Linked DNA regions of Homo sapiens: region 1 is linked to region 2. A link is a loop called in an ENCODE intact Hi-C map of the cell type or tissue named here. Cell type or tissue: Caco-2. All regions are shown on one strand. Each heading gives the region's core, and the rest is flanking DNA. Links, peaks and the distances in the headings are about the cores only. Region 1 overlaps DCAF7 (DDB1 and CUL4 associated factor 7). Region 2 holds the start of KCNH6 (potassium voltage-gated channel subfamily H member 6).

Evidence for each region. A loop is a pair of places that touch in the nucleus more often than their neighbours do. Peaks named below come from ENCODE experiments on the same cell type or tissue, not always from the same donor. Only the 100,000 strongest peaks of a DNase experiment are listed, where the experiment ranks them.
Region 1: a loop joins it to region 2, with 6 times the contacts of the local background. A loop is called at or near these places in 3 of 110 quality-filtered maps.

Annotation. Positions count from the first base shown.
Region 1 is chr17:63,567,808-63,578,711 of GRCh38, forward strand. It overlaps DCAF7 (DDB1 and CUL4 associated factor 7), which reads left to right. Exons shown (of 7, transcript NM_005828.5): 2 at 10,663-10,821. It also overlaps the pseudogene RNU6-288P. Among named protein-coding and RNA genes, the nearest start is that of DCAF7, 23 kb to the left of the region's middle. In Caco-2, for the core only: no CTCF peak of the experiment used is centred there; no DNase peak of the experiment used is centred there.
Region 2 is chr17:63,517,579-63,528,482 of GRCh38, forward strand. KCNH6 (potassium voltage-gated channel subfamily H member 6) reads left to right here and starts at 5,780. Exons shown (of 13, transcript NM_001278919.2): 1 at 5,780-5,911; 2 at 6,561-6,791. The coding sequence starts at 5,836. It also overlaps the pseudogene ACE3P. RefSeq lists an enhancer at 1-297. In Caco-2, for the core only: no CTCF peak of the experiment used is centred there; a DNase peak (open chromatin) is centred at 5,593; H3K4me3 peaks cover 377 bases.

The sequences.
Region 1 (10,904 bases), core at 1,299-9,298, 51 kb after region 2:
TGCAACCACACCTGGCTAATTTTTTTTTACTTCTTACAGAGATGGGATTTTGTCATGTTGCCCAGGCTGGTCTCAAATTCCTCTTGGGCTCAAGTAATCCTCTGGCCTTGGCATCCCAGGGTGTTGGGATTATAGTCATGAGCCACCGCACCCAGCCTGGCATCCTTCTTAAATATAGCATGTACCCTGAAATTTTACCCTGATTTTGTTTTGTTATTGTTTTTGTTTTTTGAGATGGAGTCTCGCTCTGTTGCCCAGGCTGGAGTGCAGTGGCGTGATCTCAGCTCACCATAACCTCCACCTCCTGGGTTCAAGCGATTCTCCTGCCTCAGCCTCCCAAGTAGCTGGGACTACAGGCATGCACCACCTCACCCAGCTAATTTTTGTATTTTTAGTAGAGCCAGGCTGGCCTCGAACTCCTGACCTCAAGTGATCCACCCGCCTCAGCCTCCCAAAGTGCTGGGATTACAAGAGTGAGCCACCGTGCCCAGGTCTGATTTCGGATGTAGAAAGATACATGGTAGAATTGGGCATGCCCTAAGATATTCCAGAGAAGCTTTGCATTTTATTCGGGGTACTATATGTAGAAAGTTCTTAGTCTTTGCTTTGGTTATCAGTTATATTAGGTTAGTGCAAAGGTAATTTGCAGTTTTGGCCATCACTTATGATGGCAAAAAAACACAATTACCTTTGCACCAACCTAACATTAAACTCAGGCGCTTTAAATTTTACACTGAAATACGTTGAAAGCTAGCTTAGTTGATCTCTGTCATTAACAGAAACCATCTCTGTTTTTGTTATTTTCTTGGCTTGATTTAACGTTCGTTGCTCGCAAGAAACAGAAACCCACTCAAGGTAGTTGAAGGAAAGGGAGGTTTTCATTCAAGGGAGTTGGAGAATCGGAAGGCAAGAATGAGCCTCAGGCCTCTCATGGGACTGGACCCGGCCAGTGGAAAGCTGTTGTCTCACACCCTGCCCCACCTCACAATACATGTCTCTTTTCTGCCTCTTTCCTTGCATGCTTGTCATTCTCACTCGCTATGTATGCCAGCTTTCCCTGCAGCTCCATGCACGCTGCGTCTGTGGCCCTTTCCTGCCTTTTGCCTTCCAGGCTAAAACTAGATAGCTTTTGGGTCTTAATTCCAAATGCTTAGGAGTGAATCGGTTAGCTCAGAAGTCCAACCAGTTCAAACACCTGTGTCAATCTAGCACATTAATTCTCAACCTTGGCTATTATTTGATGTCACTGGGAGCTTTAATAGATACCAAAGCCTGTGTCCCATTACCAGAAATTCTGGTTTTAGTGGTCTGGGATGTTACTAAACCTAATTTGTTGGGATATGTTTAAGTTCCCAGAGGATTCTAACATAGAGCTGTGGTCCATGGTTAAGAAGCACTGATCTAGGAGAGAAGAGGGTCATCTTATAGGCGTGGAATGCTCAGATAGTGGGGTCTTGGCCTAGGTAGATTATTCTCCCAAAGATGTCCTCTAGGGTGTCCCCATTTTTGGCTTTAACCTACCAGTCCTCTTTCTTATAGGGTGTGTTGGAATAACCTATGGAGCTCTACTTTAAGGAAAAAAAAAAAAAAAAGCTCATGCCCAGACCTAGTAAATCAGAACCTTCAGAGGGTGGGGACCAAGCAGGCATAGTTTTTAAGCTGCCCTGCAAATTCCAACAGTACCACCAGGCCTGATCTCCAGGCCGTGCACTCTCACATAGCAGCACCATCCACAGTCATGGCTTCATATATACCACTTTGGTGGTTTTTTGTTTTTGTTTTTGTTTTTGTTTAATTCTAAGGTGTCTCAAATCTTGGTCAGATATTTAGGAGCCAATACTATCTGACCTCTGAGTAACAAATGTACCTTTTTATTTTTAAATAGTCTAGATGTCTTTTTGTTTTTGTTTCTGTCTTTGTTTTGAGATGGAGTGTCACTCTGTTGCTCAGGGTGGGGTGCAGTAGTACAATCTTGGCTCACTGCAAATTCTGCCTCCCGGGTTCAAGTGATTCTCCTGCCTCAGCCTTCTGAGAAGCTGGGATTACAGGTGTGCACCACCACGCTTTGCTAATCTTTGTATTTTTTGTAGAGACGGGCTTTCGCCATGTTGGCCAGGCTGGTCTTGAACTTCTGACCTCAGGTAAGCTGCCTGCCTCAACCTCCCAAAGTGCTGGGATTACAGGTGTGAGCCACCACACCCGGTCTAGATGTCTTTTTCCAAGTACTTTGGTAAGAGAAACTGGGAAGCACCAGCTATGTCAAGTGTGTGTACTACAGTGGGTTAAACATTACTGGTGGGGAGGGTGATTCATTACAGGGATGTTGGTCACATCAGCCTAACAGCTGACAGAAATGATAGGAAAGGCAAGGCGTGATGGCTCACACCTCTAATCCCAGCACTTTGGGAGGCCAATGCAGGCAGATTGCTTGAGCTCAGGAGTTCCAGACCAGCCTGGGCAACGCAGCAAAACCCCGTCTCTACAAAATATGGAAAAATTAGCCAGGCGTGGTGGTATGCACCTGTAATCCCAGCTACTCGGGAGGCTGAGGCACAAGAATCGCTTGAACCTGGGAAGCGGAGGTTGCAGTGAGCTGAGATTGCGCCACTGCACTCCAGCCTGGGCAACAGTGAGACTCCGTCTCAAAAAAAAAGAAAAAAAAAGATAGGAAAAATGTTTATTATATTCTTTGCCTCCTAGATACTGGTCCTCTCATATATATCCTTGATAGGGAAGCCTCCTCTTCCCTTGTGAGGGAGGGTGTAGGGAAACAGGCATTTGCATAGTTAGGTGGTAAGAGTGTAAATTGCAAGGCAAGTCAGAAAGTAGTGCTCTGCTCTATAGAGCACTATAACTTACTAGTGCAGAAAAACATTATTAGGATATATATTGAGGCATTGTTTTTCATAGGGAAAATGGGAATTAGTCTAACTGTCTTTTGGGATTAAATACATTGTAATTTGGCTATCTTGTGGAATGCTATACAGTTGTGACAATTAGACAGATTTATTTGTATTGGCACCAGCATGAAAAAGAAAATTGTCATGCAGAATATGATTGGAAAAAATTTTAAAATTTTTTGAAAAGAGAAAAGATGGCCAGGCACGGTGGCTCATGCCTGTAATCCCAGCACTTTGGGAGGCCGAGGCTGGTAGATCACTTGAGGTCAGAAGTTCAAGACCAGCTTGGCCAACATGGCGAAGCCCTGTCTCTACTAAAAATACAAAAATTAGCCAGGTGCGATGGCGGGTGCCTGTAATCCCAGCTACTCAGGAGGCTGAGGCAAGAGAATCACTTGAATCCAGGAAGTGGAGGTTGTAGTGAGCCAAGATCGTGCCACTGCATTGCAGTCTGGGCGAGAAAGTGAGTCTCCGTCTCAAAAAAAAAAAAGAAAAGAAAATTGATATATTGTGTAAAGGAAGTGAGTTGCAGAATAGTATAATTATATTTATGTAAAGAAAATTTGTATCTGTAAATCTGTAGGCAAGATCTGGAAGTAGTTATATCAAACCAAATGGCAATTACTGGTATAGAGGGATGGGGTGGCATTGAAAGAGGGACTTGTACTTTTAATTCTCTATACTTAGTACCTTAATTATTTACAGTTAGTATAAATTACTTCTGTAATGCTTGAAAATACTTAAAAACTATAAAGAACCATGGGAAAAAAGAAAATGAATGGTTATCTTTATGTGGTGGGATTTTAATTTTAATTTTTTGTGTGTGGGGGGGCAGTATTTTTTATAAAGAAGAAGTTTTAATTTTCTAATTGGGGAAAATCATTTTTAAAAATTACGTCAGGACTTGAATTTCATGAGCCTTTTCTGAAAAATGAGGATGGCTTTTTTCTTGAATTCAAATTAAAAATTTAAGTCATTACCTCTTCTGAAAGCATTGATAAGGTCAAGGAAAGATCGAATCTCAGCTATTTCCTGACTTCTCTCTTAGGTTAGGTACTATTTTTCAGAGATTGTCAAACTTTGCTGAAATCACATCACCAGGGGTGATGAATTCCTAAGAATAGAGAGTCCTGGGCCTCACTTGACACTTACTGAATCAGAATCTTAGGCTGGAGTTGAAGGCCTAGGAATGTAAACCTCTTCAGGCAAGTCTGATAGCTAAGTTGGAAAACCATTGCTGTAGGCAGTACAAGCAGAAGTAAGACACAGGCCTATATTTAAGGCATTTACTAAGTGAAATAGCATAAGACAGTAATGTCAGTGCTTTCATGAGGCACTATGGGATTAGTCACCAAACAGATGTTAGAGATAAGCACTGAAAGAAAGAGCACTGGACCAGGAAGACTGTGAATGCCTTATGAAGGAGGCAAGATGTCATAATATTCAAAGCTCATATATTGAGTAAGACAGTTCTATGTAGAGCTGTTACATACAACTCAAGGTAGGTACTGTGAATATCCTCACTTTACAGATTGGGAAACAAGATGAGCAGAGTTAAGTAACATGTCCAAAGTCTTACAGCTAGCAGGTGGTTAAGTGGGGAGCCCTAGAAGCCCAATTCCACTGTGCCGTATTAACATTGGGCAGGATTTGGGTCAGTGGAAAGGATGTATGAGGATTTTACAGGTATAGAGGGAAGTGTAAGGAAAGGGATGGGAAGCAGTGACTAGATAAATGAAGGTGGAATATAAGGTAAGTTAGGGCTGGGTGGTAGAAAGTCTTGTTAGGCTAAGAGGATCCCAAGTGTCAAATGCTCACAAGATTGGATATTTGAAGCTTGGGAGGAAATCTCTGATGACTTGAAAGACATTTTCTCTTCCAGTTGAACTTCACAGTGTTATCTGCAAAGTTAGAGAGGGATTTGGGGTTTCATGCTCCCTGGTGTATCCACAGCACTTAAAACAGTGCCTGACTCCTAAGAGCTGTCTACTAAATACTTCTTGAATGAATATATAAATATCTGGCTCACAATCTACATCAGAGACTTATTCTTTCTTTTTTCTTTGTTTTTCTGAGACAAGGCCTCGCTCTGTTGCCCAGGCTGCAGTGTGGTGGCATGATCTCAGCTCACTGCAACCTCTACCTCCTAGGCTCAAACCATCCTCCCACCTCAGCTTCCCAATTAGCTGGGACTACAGGCATGCGCTACCACACCCGGCTAATTTTTGTATTTTTTGTAGAGATGAAGTTTCACCATGTTGCCCAGTCTAGTCTCGAATTCCTGGGCTCAAGCCATCCACCCTCCTTGGCCTCCCAAAGTGCTGAGACTACAGGTGTGAGCCACCACACCCAGCCTCAGAGGTTTATTCTTTATTCTGCCCAATGAGCCTCAGAATTTAGCCTTTCATGTTTTTGTTGTTGTTGTTGTTGTGTGGGTACATAATAGGTGTATCTATTTTGGTATAGGCATGCAAAACATAATAATCACAACTTGGAAAATTGGGTATCCATTGCCCCAAGCATTTATCCTTTGTGAAAATACAGAACACTTTACAAATTTCCATGTCATCCTTGTGCAGGGACCATGCTAACCTTTGTATAGTTCTGATTTGAGTGTGTGTGCTGCTGAAGCAAGCACTCTCATCTGGGTTTTTTTCCCGTTTCTCCTCCACAAAGGCTGATACCAAAAATTCCACATTTCATCTAGAATCTTCCTTCTTTATGTAATATTTTCTGGCTGGGCGTGGTGGCTTATGCCTGTAATCCCAGCACTTTGGGAGGCCAAGGCGGGTGGATCACCTGAGATCAGGAGCTTGAGAGCAGCCTGACCGACATGGTGAAACCCCATCTCTACGAAAAATACAAAAAAAAAATTAGCAGGGTACAGTGGCATCTGCCTGTAATCCCAGCTACTTGGGAGGCTGAGGCAGGAGAATCGCTTAAACCTGAGAGGCTGAGGTAGCAGTGAACCAAGATTGCGCCATTGCACTCCAGCCTGGGTGACAAGAGTGAAAATCCGTCTCAAAAAAAAAAAAAAAATTATGCAAAGGTGAGAATGTCAACTTTTTAGTTCCATGTAAAAACTGTTCATTTGGTCACAGTCCCTCTTGTGGCCATTCCTGGTTATCCCTTGCCATTCTCACTATCCCTTAATTTTTCCCCTGTTCCCCTCTGGGCTCCCTGCCTCCAGCCACCTCCTTGATCCAGTCTGTCCCGCCCAGCACTACCAGATGTGTGGCCCTCAGAGGCCTTGTAATCATACCACTGTCTTCTCAGACACCTTCATCGGGGGAAGGTGAAGGTTGCTTTTGGTGCCTTCCAGCCTACCCTCAGCACACCTTCCCAGCTGCATCTCCGCTGCACTCCCACGTGGCTCTCTCAAACAGGCCTGCTTGCTGCTATCAAATGGGTCATTTAGTTTGCCACCTTTGTATGTGTGACCCTTCTGTTCTACCTACCTGGGATGCCCTTCCCTTTCCTATTTGCCTACCCAGATCCTTCCTATTCTCCTTTGAAGACTCTGCTCAGATGCTTACTTTTTTCCTCAGGTGCCCCATTTGAATTATTGCTGTTTCCTCTCAATTGTTATCGATTATTATCTGTGTCATAAATAAGAAGCCAATCATGTATTACCTTGTGACATTACTTGCATTGCTATCTTAAGTGTTTTAGGACACTGGGTTTTGTCTCCTTTTACATCTTTATACGTTAACTCCCCTAACAATTATATGATTGTTGAAAGTCTGTGGGTGCTCCATAAAATGAATATTTAGACTTAGTCATATGGATTTTTAAGAGTTAAACATGGATGACAAGATCTATGAATATATGTAGAAAAATCCTTAGGAATCTACAAAAAAGCTACTAAAACTAATAACTAATGTAGCAAAGTTATAGAAGCCAAGATTAATGTACAAAAATCAGTTGTATTTCTATATACAGTACCAATGAACAATTGGAAATGGAATTTAAAACAGTTTCATGGTCAAGCACAGTGGCTCATATGTGTAAGCCCAGCATACTGGGAGGCCAGAGTGGGTGGATCACTTGAGCCCAGGAGTTCAAGACCAGCCTGGGCAACATGGCAAAACCCTGTCTCTACAAAAAATACAAAAATTAGCTGGGTACGGTGGCTTGTACCTGTAGTCCCAGCTACTTGGGAGGCTGAGGTGGTAGGATCAATTGAGCCTAGGAGGTCAAGGCTGTAGTGAGCTGTGATTGAGCCACTACACTCCACCCTGGGTGACAAGCAAGATCCTATCTTAAAAAAAATAAAACACAATTTCATTTATAATAGCATAAAACTTGTGTAGAAATCAAGTTAATGGGCCAGGCGCAGTAGCTCATGCCAATAATCCCAGAACTCTGTCAGGCTGAGATGGGCAGATCACTTGAGGTCAGGAGTTTGAGACCAGCCTGGCCAACATGGTGAAACCCTGTCTCTACTAAAAAATACAAAAAATAAAAATTAAAATTAGCCAGGCGTGGTCACGCACGCCTATAATTCCAGCAACATGGGAGGCTGAGGCAGGAGAATTGCTTGAACCTGGGAAACGGAGGTTTCAGTAAGCGGAGATCATGCCCCTACACTCCAGCTGAGGCGACAGAGCGAGACTCAGTCTCAGAAAAAGAAATAAAGAAATAAAATTAATGAAAGAATCATAAGAAGTACACTGAAAACTTTAAAACATTGCTGAAAGAAATTAAGGCAGCCGGGCGTAGTGGTTCACGCCTGTAATATCAGCACCCTGAGAGGGCGAGACAGGCAGATCACTTGAGGCCAGGAGTTAGCGACCAGCCTAGCCGACATGGCAAAACCCCATCTCTACTAAAAATACAAAAATTGCCTGGGCGTGGTGGTGCGCACCTGTAGTCCCAGCTAAGGCATGAGAATCACTTGAACATGGGAGGCAGAGGTTGCAGTGAGCCAAGATCGTGCCACTGCACTCCAGCTTGGGTGCTAGAGCGAGACTCTGTCTGAAAAAAAAGAACTTAAAAAAGGCGTAAATTAATGGAGAAATGTGCTATGTTTATGCGTTGGAAGACTTAATATTGTAAGATGTCAGTTCTCCCCAGACTGCTCAATAGATTCAACACAATCCCAATCAGAATCTCAGCAGGCTTTTTGTAAAATTCGACAAGCTGATTGTAAAATGTACATGGAAAAGCAAAAGTAGAGAATAGCAAAACAATTTTGAAACAGAAGAACAAAGTTGGAGAACTCACTGTCTGATTTTAGAACTTACTAGAAAGCTACTATAATCAAGACAGTTTGCCTACTAGCAGACAGATAGGCAAATAAATAATGGAACAGAATAGAGTCCAGAAATAGATGAATAAATACATGGTCAACTGATTTTCAATAAAGGGGTCAAGGTAATGCAAAGGAGAAAGAATTCTCAACCAATGATGCTGGAAGAGTCAGACGTTCATATGTAAAAAAGCAAACCTTGTTCGGGAGCTGTAGCTCACGCCTGTAATCCTAGCACTTTGGGAGGCCGAGGCGTGTGGATCACCTGAGGTCAAGAGTTCGAGACTAGACTGGCCAAAATGGTGAAGACCCTTCTCTACTAAAAATATTAAAAAATTAGCCGGGCGTAGTGGCACATGCCTGTAGTCCCAGCTACTTAGGAGGCAGAGAGGTAGGAGAATTGCTTGAACCAAGGAGGTGGAGGTTGCCGTAAGCCAAGACTGTGCCCATTGCACTCCAGCCTGGGTGACAAGAGCAAAACTCCGTCTCAAAAGGAAAAACAACAACAAAAAGCAAACCTTGATTCATATCTTGTACCATATAAAAATTTAACTTGAAATGACTCAGAGACCTAAATATGAAGCCTAAAACTAGAAAACTTTTAGAAGAAAACAGGGAAAAATATTTGGGACCTGGGATTAGGCAAAGATTTCTCAACTAGGACATAAAAAATTTTTTGGGTGCGGTGCTTACGCCTGTAATCCCAGCACTTTGGGAGGCCAAGCCAGGAGGATCACTTGAGCCCAGAAGTTCGAGGCCAGCCTGGGCAACATAAGGAGACCCCATCTCTACAAAAAATTTAGAAATTAGCTGGGTGTGGTGGCACATGCCTGTGGTCCCAGCTACTCAGGAGGCTGAAGCTGGAGGATTGCTTAAGCCCAGGAGGTTGAGCCTGCAGTGAACCACGATTGCACCACTGCACTCGAACCAGTGCAACAGAGTGAGACCCTATCTCAACAACCCAAAATTATACTGCCACATTGCACATAATGCAATATTATTCAGCAGTAAGAAAAGAAGCAACTACTGATACACACAAGAACATGGATGAATCTCAAGAGCAGTGTACTGATGAAAGTAGCCAGACACAAAGACTCAAGACCATCTGATTCTATTTATATCGTATTATGGAGAGACAAAACCATAGATCAGTGGCTACTTGGGGTAGGTATGAGGGGTTGACTGCGGAGGAGCCTGGGAGAGCTTTCTGGGTTAATGGAAATGTTTTATATCTTACTGTGGGGGTTATACAACTGTACATTTGCCAAAACTCATTTAACTGTACACTTGAGTGGGTTTTATTATATGCAACTATACCTAACTTTGGGGGGAAAATGTCTGGAAGATACTGGTGTGTCTGAGACTGAGGTCAGAAAGATGAGTAGAAGGAATTTTATTTTGTGTTGTCTGGTTAGTGCTTTTCCCCTTATTGTGGATGTTTACCAAATATCCCCACTATTCCATCTTCCAGTTGGAAGTTCATAAGCAAATGTACAGTTAGTGTCCCATTGAGCCAGATTGAGTTTGACAGCAAAGATTGGAAGTTAATGGTGGGCTAAAATTGACTCTAAGAAAAAGTGATCAGAGCTAGGTGGGACTTTCTCATCAATGGCGCCGACTTTTTTTTTGCCAGTCACAGTGGTTTGGGCTCTCAAACGGTCATTTGACATACCTTTATGTGTAAACATAATGAGCCAGTGTTGAGTTTGGGGTTGGTGAGGGTTGTGCACTATTGGATTTTTAAGTGAGCATTAGTTTGTTTAATGAAATTGCAAAGGGTGTTTCATATTCCTGGCCCCTGAGCACCAAATGTCCTCAGCACTTCAGTCATTGTGGCAGCCAAGAACCACCCCTGGTCATTTTCAAATACCTTAGGGGTTTCAGGGGAAGGTGTGCCTGGCCTGGCAGATAGTGCACTTATGTAGTTGGAGTCAAGAATGCAGACTTGAGTCAGAAAACCTGTAATCTCTGTCTCCTACTGGCTTTGCAGTGTTGAGTGTAACCACCCCTTTGAGTCTGGGTGTCCTTGTCTGCCAGAGGATGGTTGGACTAGATACCCTCTCATGGCAATCGTTTTTGATTCTGCAGTTTAGTGTAGTACAGTGTCAAGACTTCTGTCACTGGCCAGGCATAGTGACTCATGTCTGTAATCCCAGCACTTTTGGGAGGCTGAGGTGGGAGGATCAGTTGAGCCCAGGAGTTCAAGGCCAGCCTGGGCAACATGTGAGGCCTTGTCTCTACAAAAAATGAACAAAATTAGCTGTGTCTGGTGGTGCATGCCTCTAACCCCAGCTACTTGAGAGGCTGAGGTGGAAGGATCACTTGAGACCAGGAGGTGGAGGCTGCACTGAGCTGTGGTTGCACCACTGCACTCCAGCCTGGGCAACAGAGCAAGATCCTGTCTTTAAAACAAAAAACAAACAAAAAAAACCTCTGTCACTGACCAGGGATCTAATGTATTTGCTGTACTGCTCACAAATGCTTATGTGGCTCAACTTTGGTATGTTACAGGTTCAGCTTGTTGGTTTAGATGAGGAGAGTTCAGAGTTTATTTGCAGAAACACCTTTGACCACCCATACCCCACCACAAAGCTCATGTGGATCCCTGACACAAAAGGCGTCTATCCAGACCTACTGGCAACAAGCGGTGACTATCTCCGTGTGTGGAGGGTAAGCGGATGCTTTATTAGCAGCCAGACAAGTGGGCTTTCTCAGCCTCAGCTGTTAGCAGTGAAAAGTCACAGAACAGACAG
Region 2 (10,904 bases), core at 965-8,964:
TGGGGTGTGTTGTTGTCACTTTGGAGTTGAAAGCTCCAGGCAGCATCTAGTTGTCATCTCTGCTGCTCTCTGGTCTCATGTCCTGTCCACATGGGCTGTTGGCTGCCCTTTGGTCAAACATCTTGTCCCACCCAGCCTGAAGGACTGTTTCTAAATGGGTAGATTCTCAATGGTTGAAGCTTTTCCCCTACTAGGTTCTTCCTCTTACTCAGGAGCCAGCATCAGAACCTCTTACCTAGAGTTAGTTGTGGTTTTTCTTCTCCAGTGGTATCTGCCAAGGCCCCACTGACCTTTGGTTTCCCTAACTCTTTCTTTTCCAGTTGTTTATTAAGTGATGCGCATAAGCCTTTGCAAGCTACAAACCCTCCTTCATCATTGTGGGACTTAGTCCTCATCACAATGAGGGCAGGTATTCATGGCTCCCATTTTACTGATGAGGAAACTGAGGCCGAGAGAGGCTAAGTTGTCTGCTTAAGGTTATGCAGTCCATAAGTAGCACTGCTAGGTCAGGTTTAAGCCTGGGCCCTGTTAGTCTAGACTCTAGATCGTGACCTCTGGGCCTCTGGGTCCCAAGTCTGTCCTGAGAGTTGGATCAAGGAACAACAGGTTGTGAAGGATAAACATCTGCCCACCACTGCCTCTCCTGGGGACTCTGGAGTGGAGAAGCCTGGAGCCCTGGCTTCAGCACACCTTATACTCCCATTGTGAGCCCAAGGGACCTAGCATAAAGTTCAACCACCTGCCCCTAAGGACCGGGTGTGCCGTGAAACACAGCTGACATTTGTGCAGCACTACAGGTGGTGTGCGGAGCACCTCCCATGCTCATGATGTTTCTAATCCTCCCAAACCCTCCCTGAAACCAGAAAGGGGTGAAGAGCTGCCACTATCTACCAACACCGAGCACCTCACGGGAAACAGTGTCTCAGGACTTTATGCCTATTTGAGTCCAGGAGAATAATAATCATCACAGTATTACCAGTAGTACTAGGAATCATCATCATCATCAGTAGTTAACGTGTATTGCCTGCATGCTATGCTCCCAGCACCGTGTTTATTTAATCATTACAATGGCTCTTCGAGGTAGATACCATTATCATCTCCGTTTTATGGATATGGAAACTGAGGCTCAGAAAGGTTACTTGCCCAAGGCCCCACAGCTACTAAATGGCAGAGCTGAGATTCAAACCCAGATTAATCTTCTTTCAAACTTGTGATTGTATCCACTATGCCAAGCTCTGCGGGAAAGTTCTGGCTGGCCAATCGCTGGGGCTGGGATTGGGTGCACTGGGGGTCTCAGCTGCACCAGCTGATGCCCTCACACAGCCTCACAGCTGCACCCACTCCCCTAGGGATGCTCTAAAGCTGGGCTCAAGCAAGCCCTGGCCAGAGGTCCTAAAGATGCTGACTGGGGAGTCTGAGGTGTCTACAAATGTCTTCATGACCTACTTCAAACCCCTACTGACCTGGCTGGTGACAGAACATGCAGCAAGGGGACATCTTAGGCTGGCCAGACTTCAGCTGTTCCTTTGAAGGTTTGATAATCTGACCCTGGTTCCAGCTCTGGGCCAGCCCCAGGCTCCACCTTACCCTGCTCTGTCCTAGTACCTACCCCTACCCAGCCTTAACCCCTGGCTCATTCATGACCTGGCTTGAATCAACAGCACTGCTGCTGTGGGACCCTGTCTGTACCAGGCCTGATGCAGCTTCAGCCAAGACCACCGCTCCCACCACAGCCCCTGGCTCAGTTGCTTCCTTGCACACTGTCCAGCTAGGTTGCCAGGCTGACATCTGAGCAAAGGATCAGCATCTTGCCTCTGGTCCCTTGCATGCAGGGGCATGTAGTCCAATCAGATCTCCTCTGACAGCCACAGGAGACCCCAGGGGTCCCTCTCCAGTTCTACCCACCCTATGAGACTCCTATGTCTTCCACAGAAAAAGACACAGACAAAGTGACATTCCTGAGTCTGAAGCTGGACCCCAACCAGGCTAAATTTGGGTACTGGGTGCTGTTGGCCCTGGGCTTTGTCATGTCTCTGGTGGTGCTGGGGCTGGCCTGCAGGCTGCAGTCCCTGGAAAAACAGTCACTGACTCAAGACACTGAGATATTCAGCCCACTGCCCAATGCCTGCTTCCTGGGCATAGCCATGGAACCCTGCCAGGCTGCTAAAGGACAGTGGATGCTGCTGGGCCTCTGCCTTGTCCTGATGCTGTGCTCAATCAGCCTGGCCATCTGGATTTTCACACAGTAAAGCAGGAAGCCTCCAAGGGTAAGAGCTGAATGGTGAAGTTGGGACTAGACACCAGTGAACTGGTGAGGCTGGGGGGCAGGAGGAGGGAGGCTGAGCCAGAGAGTTGGGGGGCAGAGGAGGGGACAGCCTGCATGCATAGTGCCCAATTATAATTGGGTTCAGCTGTGGCAGATCTGGGTACATGTGATATTGTAATTGTGTGTTTGCAAACTCATGTATGTGAGGCTGTGTGCACAAACAACTGGCTCTATGTGATTCTATGTGTGTCCTGGGTTTCAGGCCAAACTCCTTCCCCTGGTGGCTCAGGACCTAAGGTTTTATTGACCCAGTGGCTGTGTCCCTGCAAACCAGCCCCCACCCCAAGTCATGCCCAGAATTGGTTCTGCACACAGCCTTGTTTTTTTCAGTAACCCGGCTATGGGACTGCAGTGCCCAAGGAATTTCTGCTCTGGTTAGAAAAAGGACTCTGCTTCAGTCCACTTCTGCTCTGGTTAGAAAAAGGACTCTGCTTCAGTCCACAGTACATAAAATGTACTCAGGTAGGACAGGACATTCCTTTACGAATCACCAGTGCCCAGTTTATGAGCACTGTGCTTTTATACCAACCAGCACATCTTTCTGCTAATCCTTGGGCCAGCCCTGTGTTGGACTACATAATCCAGCCCCCAAAAGCTCTTTGTTGACCAGTTGAGATGTAAGTAGCCTCACAAACTGCCCCATGGCTCTCTCTGCCCCAGCCCAAGCCCTTCCAAATGGAGACAGTGGGTTGCTGGGCATTGAGCCAGGCTTGATTAATGATTGACTTCTTTAATATTTAAACAAAGCTCATCTCCAACCACTCTGCTCTGGAGATGGCCTTGTTCAACACACACACACCTGCTGCCTGGCCCGTTGCCCTGGGGAGCGAGCATAGGACAAACAGCACCTTTTCAGGCTCAGTGGGGGATGGGGAGGACAGGAAGGAGGGAACTGTAGGAGAATACTTGGGAAATTAGTGCTCTAGAAACAAGCCTGGGGAAAGAACGGGAAGGCCTCTGCCTCTGCCTTTCCTAGTTCATTATCCTCAGCCTGGGTCTGCCTGCCATGAGGATCCTACATTCAATATTGGGGATTCAGAGCGTCTGGATGGAGGTTGCATGGGCTCCTGGGGAGGCTGGGAGTCAGTGTCTGTCAGAGAATAGGGAAAACTTGAGGGGAAAGGGCATTATAGCCAGTAACTACAGAGAAGGGGTACCCCGGCTGCAACTGAGCTGGTGGGAGGGTGGCCAAAAGAGGAGACCAGGTCTCTCTGAATTAAGAATCTGAGCCCCAAACTCAGGTGTTCAGGGGACAGAGATACTAGGCTGAGATCTCCATGGACCCTGCCCCTGTCCAGGTTTCAAAAGGTCTTTCTGAGATCTGGCTGAGCCCAAGCACTTGCTCCAGCCCCAGGCTCCACAGCACCCTTGTTTGATGACTCTGTCCCTGCTCTTACTTTTCTGTGCCATAATGTCCTTATTTGTCCCTATTACTAGCTATCAGCTCTATAAGAGCTGGATGCACATCAGGAGTGTGCCCCTCTGTAACAACTCTAGTCAGCACAGGCCATGGTGCACAAAAGGGACTTGGAAAATGATGGAATGAGTAAGTGAATGAATGAATGAATGAATGTCCCACTGCCCAAGTCCCTCCTCAGAGCTCAGCACCCCATGTACTGAGCTCATGAGAAATAGCCCCTTCTTTTCCTCCACAGCCAGCCTGTCCAACAGAGGGGCAGCCAGGACATCTCTGCCCTCTTCTCATCCCCCAGCCACAGTGGCCAAAGAGGCCCCCACTAGGCACTGTGGCTCTGCATGACAAACACACATCCAGCCCAGGACTCTAAGCCTCTCACCTGGACTCCAGTAAAAACCTTGCTGAGCCTCCTTGTCTATCCTTCCTCCCCCACCCACCATTGTAAAGTTTATGTCACCAGAATATTTCTTTCATGTCTAATTGCTTAAGAACTTGGTTGTTCATCAATTAAATCTAGATGTTCAAAATGGCATCTGAGGGTCTTTATTAATTACCTCCTTCCTCCAAACTCACCTCTCCCACACCCCCTTGTTCCCCCCACCCCAGCCCCTCTGCACTGACATCACCTTTGGCCTTTGCCTAAGGTGCATGCCCCATTTGAATGCTTGCCCTCCAAGATCAGGCTCAAAATTGCTCACCAAACCCTCTGCAGCACTACAAGCCCACCCAGATGCTCAGTGAACAGTAGTCCCCTTCTCCCCTTCCTCTCCAGGAAGCCTCTTTCAATAAACCTATTCCCACCCCCATTTGCTTTTTCTAGTGTGTTCATTTTCAGTCAGTACTCAGTACTCAGACACTTTTATCAGTGGTCACTTGCTAATAGGTGGTTTTAAATCTGTTCTCCTTCCAAGATGTACCTGTATGCTAAGAGCTCTCAGGCCTCTGAAGAAGGCATCTTATTGCATACTTCTTTCTTTCTTTCTTTTTATTTTCAGATGGAGTCTCGCGTCTCGCTCTGTCTACCAGGCTGGAGTACAGTGGCGCAATCTCGGCTCACTGCAACCTCCGCCTCCCGGGTACAAGCGATTCTCCCACTTCAGCCTCCCAAGTAGCTGGGATTATAGGTTTGCGCCACCACTCAGCTAATTTTTGTTTTTTCAGTAGAGACAGGGCTTCGCCATGTTGGCCAGGCTGGTCTCAAACTCCTGACCTCAGGTAATCTGCCCACCTCTGCCTCCCAAAGTGCTGGGATTACAGGCGTGAGCCACCGCGCCTGGCCCTTATTGCATATTTCTTGCACGTCTTCATGTGTACTCCTACCCCCTCCTCTCAGGACCAGGCCCTGGCTGGACTTGGCGGCAGGAGCTCTGCATGGGACCTAGGTCTCAGCTGAGCTGGAGATCACTTGCTATAAGAGCAGGCCAGAGGCCTAATGGTATCATTGCCAGGGTCGGGCCCAGTGGTCAGACCCGGAAGAAAGCTTTCAGCCAAAGACCACCTGAGGCCCCTAACAACCCCATCTGTAGCCCCCCTCCTGCCTGGGAAACTCCCTGCACTGGGAGGGGAGACTGCCCTTTGGTACTGGGAGGGAATCGGAGAGGTGCTGAGGCCATTGGCCCTTAGGACAGGAACAGAAGCAGCTCCTCAGAGAACACCTGCCCTATTCCAGGGCCAGGACCCCAGCCCCGCCCCGCCCCGCCCCGCCCCGCCCCGTAGGATGCAAGGCCCCGCCCCAGCCCCGTCGGGTCCCAGAGAAACTGCCCCGCCCAGCGGCCCCCTCCCCGCCGCCGGCGCGCGGCTTCTTTCAGCACCAAGGCGTGGACAGCTCCCGGGCCGGCGCAGAGGAGAGGAGGCCAGGAGGGCGCGGGCCAGGGAGGCGAGGGGAGGGCAGGGGAGCGCAGGAAAGGAAAGGAGAGGTGGGGCAGGGGTGGGGAGGGGAGGGCAGACGCAGGCTGGCGGGCGGGGCGCGGAGCCCGGCGGCCCTCCCCGGGGGCGGCGCCCACCGGAGCCGGACGCTGCTGAGCCCGAGGACAGACGGAGACGCCGGGAGCCAGTGGCGCCTGTGGCTCCGGGCAGGGGCCGCGGCCGAAAGATGCCGGTCCGCAGGGGCCACGTCGCTCCCCAAAACACTTACCTGGACACCATCATCCGCAAGTTCGAGGGCCAAAGTGAGTGTGTGTATGTTGGGGCGGGGGGACGATCTGGAGTCCTGGTTCCGTGAAAGGGGGGGCTGGACCCCTTTACTAACTTCTAACCGGGCAAGGTGGTGAGTGCCGGGTGCTGAATGAAAAATCCTTCTTTTGATGTCCCCAACACCTTCTCCTCCAGGGGGACCCGCTTGCCTTAAATGCTGTCCTCTTTTCTGGAACACAAGGAGCAGCGTGCAGGCCTTCCCTCCCTACTGCCAGCTGTTTCCTTGGTGCCCCAAGTTCGAACCTCCCCTTCCAGCCACTGCCTGCCCCCTCATCCGCGTCCTCCAGAGGCTTCTCTGAGTCCTTCTTTTCCTTCCTTTTCATATCCTGGTTCTGGTCTTCCCAGGAGCTTTCCCAGGCCTGACCCCCATCTGGTCACATCCCTGCCTCCCTTCCCCACACTTTTCCTGTTTCCAGGAGGCCTTGGGCCTTCCTTCCACCTCAAGACCCTCACTGCCCTAGTCTTCCCACAATCCCCAGGCCTGACTCCCTCCCTCATTCCGGTCACTGCCCTGCTCCTCTGCCTAAATTCCCCTTACTGCCACCAAGAGTCCTTATGATCTTTCCCTCCCAGCCGCTGGATCCTGGCTCCCATGGACTTTTTGCCTCCCACCTCCCACCCCAGGTCGGAAGTTCCTGATTGCCAATGCTCAGATGGAGAACTGCGCCATCATTTACTGCAACGACGGCTTCTGCGAACTCTTCGGCTACTCCCGAGTGGAGGTGATGCAGCAACCCTGCACCTGCGACTTCCTCACAGGCCCCAACACACCAAGCAGCGCCGTGTCCCGCCTAGCGCAGGCCCTGCTGGGGGCTGAGGAGTGCAAGGTGGACATCCTCTACTACCGCAAGGATGGTGAGGCATACTCAGGCCAGAGGCTTTGCAGGGCAGGCTTGGCCCTCTGTCTTGTCCAGCCAGGGTGGCCTTGGGGAAGGCACTGACCCAGGGTCCAAAGGGCCTGAACAAACCCTGTTTCTTCTAGGGGCCTTGGTTCCTCCACAGGCATTGGATATGATGCCTTCTGAGGTCCTTTGCAGGAGCTAGGGATCAGGCTGGGCCACCCACTGGTTCTGGCCTGGGGCAGGGCCTCCTGCTCTGCCATCCCTCTGCTGTGTCCCTGGTCTCCTGGCTCTCCACTATCTTACTGTCAGCCCCAGCGGTCAGGCAGCTGGGATGGAAATTAACCTTCCCTCCTCTCCGTCTGCTCCAAGGATTAGAGGAGGAGTCACCTCCTGAAGACCTCTGTGGCCAGGCAAGGCATGGGGGCTTTTGGCTGGCAAAGTGGGGTGGGCCTGCCTTATCCAGTCTCAGCTCTTTGGGGAGACAGGGTCTGGAGTTTTCCCTGACCAAGAAGCTCATTCAGATGGAGTTTGGGTTGTTACTGCCAGCTGGAGCATACTGCAAGCAGAACAGAAGCGTAAGTCAGGAGCTGAAGACAGATCTCAGCAGCCCTTGGAAATCCTCCCCCACCCCCCAGGACCACAGGGTCCTCACTGGACCTGGCAGCATGGGTGGGAACGAGGAAAAGAGCCTGAATGTCCTGGGAAATCTCTTGAATCAATGGCCCCCAACCTGGTTCTGCATCAGAATTACCCAGAGCATGTTTTCCAAAACATGCTTTCTCTACAGAGAGGCTGACTCAGAAGGTGTGAGATGAGGCCAAGCGGGTGTATTTGGAAATATCTCCCTGGTGGTTCTGATGTCCTGCTTACTTTAGGAACCACTGGCTTAGGTAAATCCCTTCATTTCATAGATGTGGAAGGGATTTGCCCAAGATCCCACTGCTAGAGTCCAACCTGGGACTGGAACCCAAGTCTCTGGATTCCTCCCTCGGAGATTTCTTTTGAGTAATCCCAAGAGGAGAGAAAGGACCCCAGCTGCCTTTGTGTTTACAGGCAGGATTTCTGGGGAAGGAGGTGCTCAGGGGAGAGAAGTCCCCAGGGAAGGCAGGCATGAGGCCACCTGAGTGGAGATAAAGAATGGATGTCTCTGGATCGGGACCGAGGAGTGCTGAGAGACCAGGTTTCAGGGGCCTGGAGTGTGTGAAACATGAGCATGTGTGTGCTTGCATGTGTGTGCCTCTGTGTGTGAGTGTGTGCTTGCAAGTTCACGCCTGTGTGTGTGTGTTTGCAGGCTTCTCAGAGTTACAGCTTCTCGGGTAGGTCCTGGTTGTTCCTGCTGCTGCCACTTGAGTGAGTGGCAGTGGGAAGTGCAACAGGCAGCGGCAGCCAGGAAGGGACTGGGAAGAATCTGGCTTAGTGTGGCAGTACTCACAGGGTTAATGAACTCAGAATATTTTTAAAAGCTGTGACCTCACCTCCTCACATCATTGCAGAGGAGAGGTGGCAGTCAGGGGAGTGAGAAGGGTCCTGGGGAACAGGATGGGACAGCAGGAAATGGGGGTTACAGCAGGTCCTTTCTTTTCCTCTCCTTGACACTAGAGCTATACCTGATCCCAGATTCCTAGGGATGTCAGGTGATGGCTCTTGAGGTCCCCTCAGCACCCTGAAGGTGTCTGGGCAGAGGGCAGAAGTCAAAGCCTGGCCTTGGCCCCCTGAGATCAGGACTCAGATCAGAATCCTGTGGGAGTCCTCAGGTCTCAGAAGGGAACCTAGGAACCTTGTCTTGGGGGCTGACCCTCGGTGAAAATGGGAAATTGCCCACATACCTGGTGCCCCATAAGTCCCAATCTACTCCCATCCCACCCTCGGCCCTTCCCTATCTTATTGCCCAAGGCTTTGATTTACCTGGACCTTCCTGAAATTGTCCTGAAACCCAGAAAGGGGAGCTTCCTGGCCTGCATTACACTAAGGGAAGGATATTGTGCTCAGATAACTGATGTTCACCTTAAGGTCCACTCTGACCTCATATAATCCTTTTTTTTTTTTTTTTTTTGAGACAGGGTCTTGCTCTGTCACGCAGGCTGGCAAGAACATAGCTCACTGCAGCCTCCCATCCCAGCCTCCTGAGTAGCTGAGACTACAGGCGCGCACCCTCACACCCGACTAATTTTTTAATTTTTTGTAGGGATGGGGGTCTCACTATGTTGCCCAGGCTGGCACATGATCCATTTTTGACCATATTCATGTACACTTACAGTCCTGCTGAGGGGCATCCTAATGGTGATTTCTTTCCTCCTCGGGTCAGTACCTCCCTTCCCCCCAACCCCCAACTCCAGGGAGGTGGGAAGGGGTCCTGAGCAGATCTCTAGCTGATTTATGTATAATCCTCTTTTCCTCTAAAGGGGTAATCCACTGAAAATTCTCGAAGTCAAAGTGGAGGGTTTGTGTTCACATAGCTCCACGTTGTGCAGCTACAGACATTTGGGCTCAAAGAGGCCAGGGCACTTGGCAAAAATACCCCGGGAGACATCTCAGAGACCCCTGGGAAACTGGCTCTTCCTCTATTTGCCTTTGCTAGGAGTGGTGAGAACCTAACAGATAAGGAGGAATGGGGATGTGGCAGGACTAGAACTGGTGAGAGTTTGGCAGGAAGAAAGGAGAGCACTCAGATCCCCCCACTGTCACCCACGCCTGCCCCGCACTGGCACCTGCCCGGGAGCCCACCCCAGCCTGCCTTTCCTGGGTCCTCTTCTCTGAGGATCCCGAACCAGAGAGTCCCCTAATCCCCAAGCCAGATCAGAGGAGTCCTGGGACTTCTCCAGTCCTCAGCTCTTGATGAGGAGGATGGGACAAGGGGCTGCTGTCTGCCCCCACCCTCCTCCCATGTTTACCATATGCACATCTGTGAATGCCAGGAGGACCAAGCTAGGAGGCAGCATGCAGCGGCCACCCTCTCAGTGGCAGCTTTTTGGCTTTTTGTAGCACCAGCCTCTCCCTGGGGACTCACCACAGTGCTGGATGGGGTGTGCATCGGGAGACAGAGGTGAAGACAACAAGGAGGTTGTGAGTGCTGGGAAACTGAACGAAGGAGCACATTCAAGAGGGAGAGAAGAGGAGAGAGAATTGGGGTCTCCCAGGGGAGAGAAGTGGGGTGCCTTTGCTAAGAAAAGTAAGAACCTAGCATATAAGAAGGAATGGGAATTCCCAGGGGGCAGACAAACCTGCTGCCCTTGGTCAGAAAGGTGGGTGCTGGGAGGAGCTCCTGCAAGGAAGAAGCAGGCAGAGACTGTGGCTCCTCCTCCAGGGCCCTGGTGAGGGCACAGGAACACCATCCCTCCTGGGCATAACCTGAGATGGTACAGTTACCCACTTTTGGTCACCTAGATGTGGGCTTTTGTTGTGTGGGGGCTCTGAGCCACGGGTAAGCAAGGACAACCTGGGGCAGGGGGAGAGAGAATGCTCTGGACTCTTCCAAATCCTCCTAGCCTCCTGTCTGCCTACCCAACAGGCCACAGGCATGGGGGCAGGGCATGGGGTACCACGCACTGGCACCCCACCCCAGCCCCAGACCTCACTGCTATAACGGGCTGGTCTTTGGTCCATTCCCAGCCGCAGTTTTCCAATTGCATCAATTTTCCAGTAACATCAATTGCTGGGTGCAGCCACGCCAAGACTGTGTATTGACAGCCCCCAGCAGCTTAGAGAGCCCTGGAGGCCTTCTGCCCCTCTGCCCAGCTCTGCCCTCTCCCTGCCCCCTGCCAGGACAGATCTCTGCAGTGCCAGAGAGATTGACAATATAATCTGGCCTTAGGAGCAGTGTCCGAGGCCACTGGCCAAGGAGGCTCCCTGTCTAGGTCCCAGCGTCCACGTGTCACCATGCCCCAGGCTGACTGGAGTTATGGGCTTGGGCCTGGGAGTCTGGGCCTATAGCACTATGTGCCCAGGAGTGGGTGAAGCAGGCAGGCGCCTCTCCCCAGTGTGGGTGTCTCCCCTGGGCCCAGGCAGCAGATGGTAGATGGCTGCCTGGTGCCTGGGAGTCCAGAAATCCAATACGAGAGATTCCTACTCCCCAGGGAGGAAAGCGAGAGGGAGGATATGGGTGGCTCAGCTGCACCCCAGCTCTGAT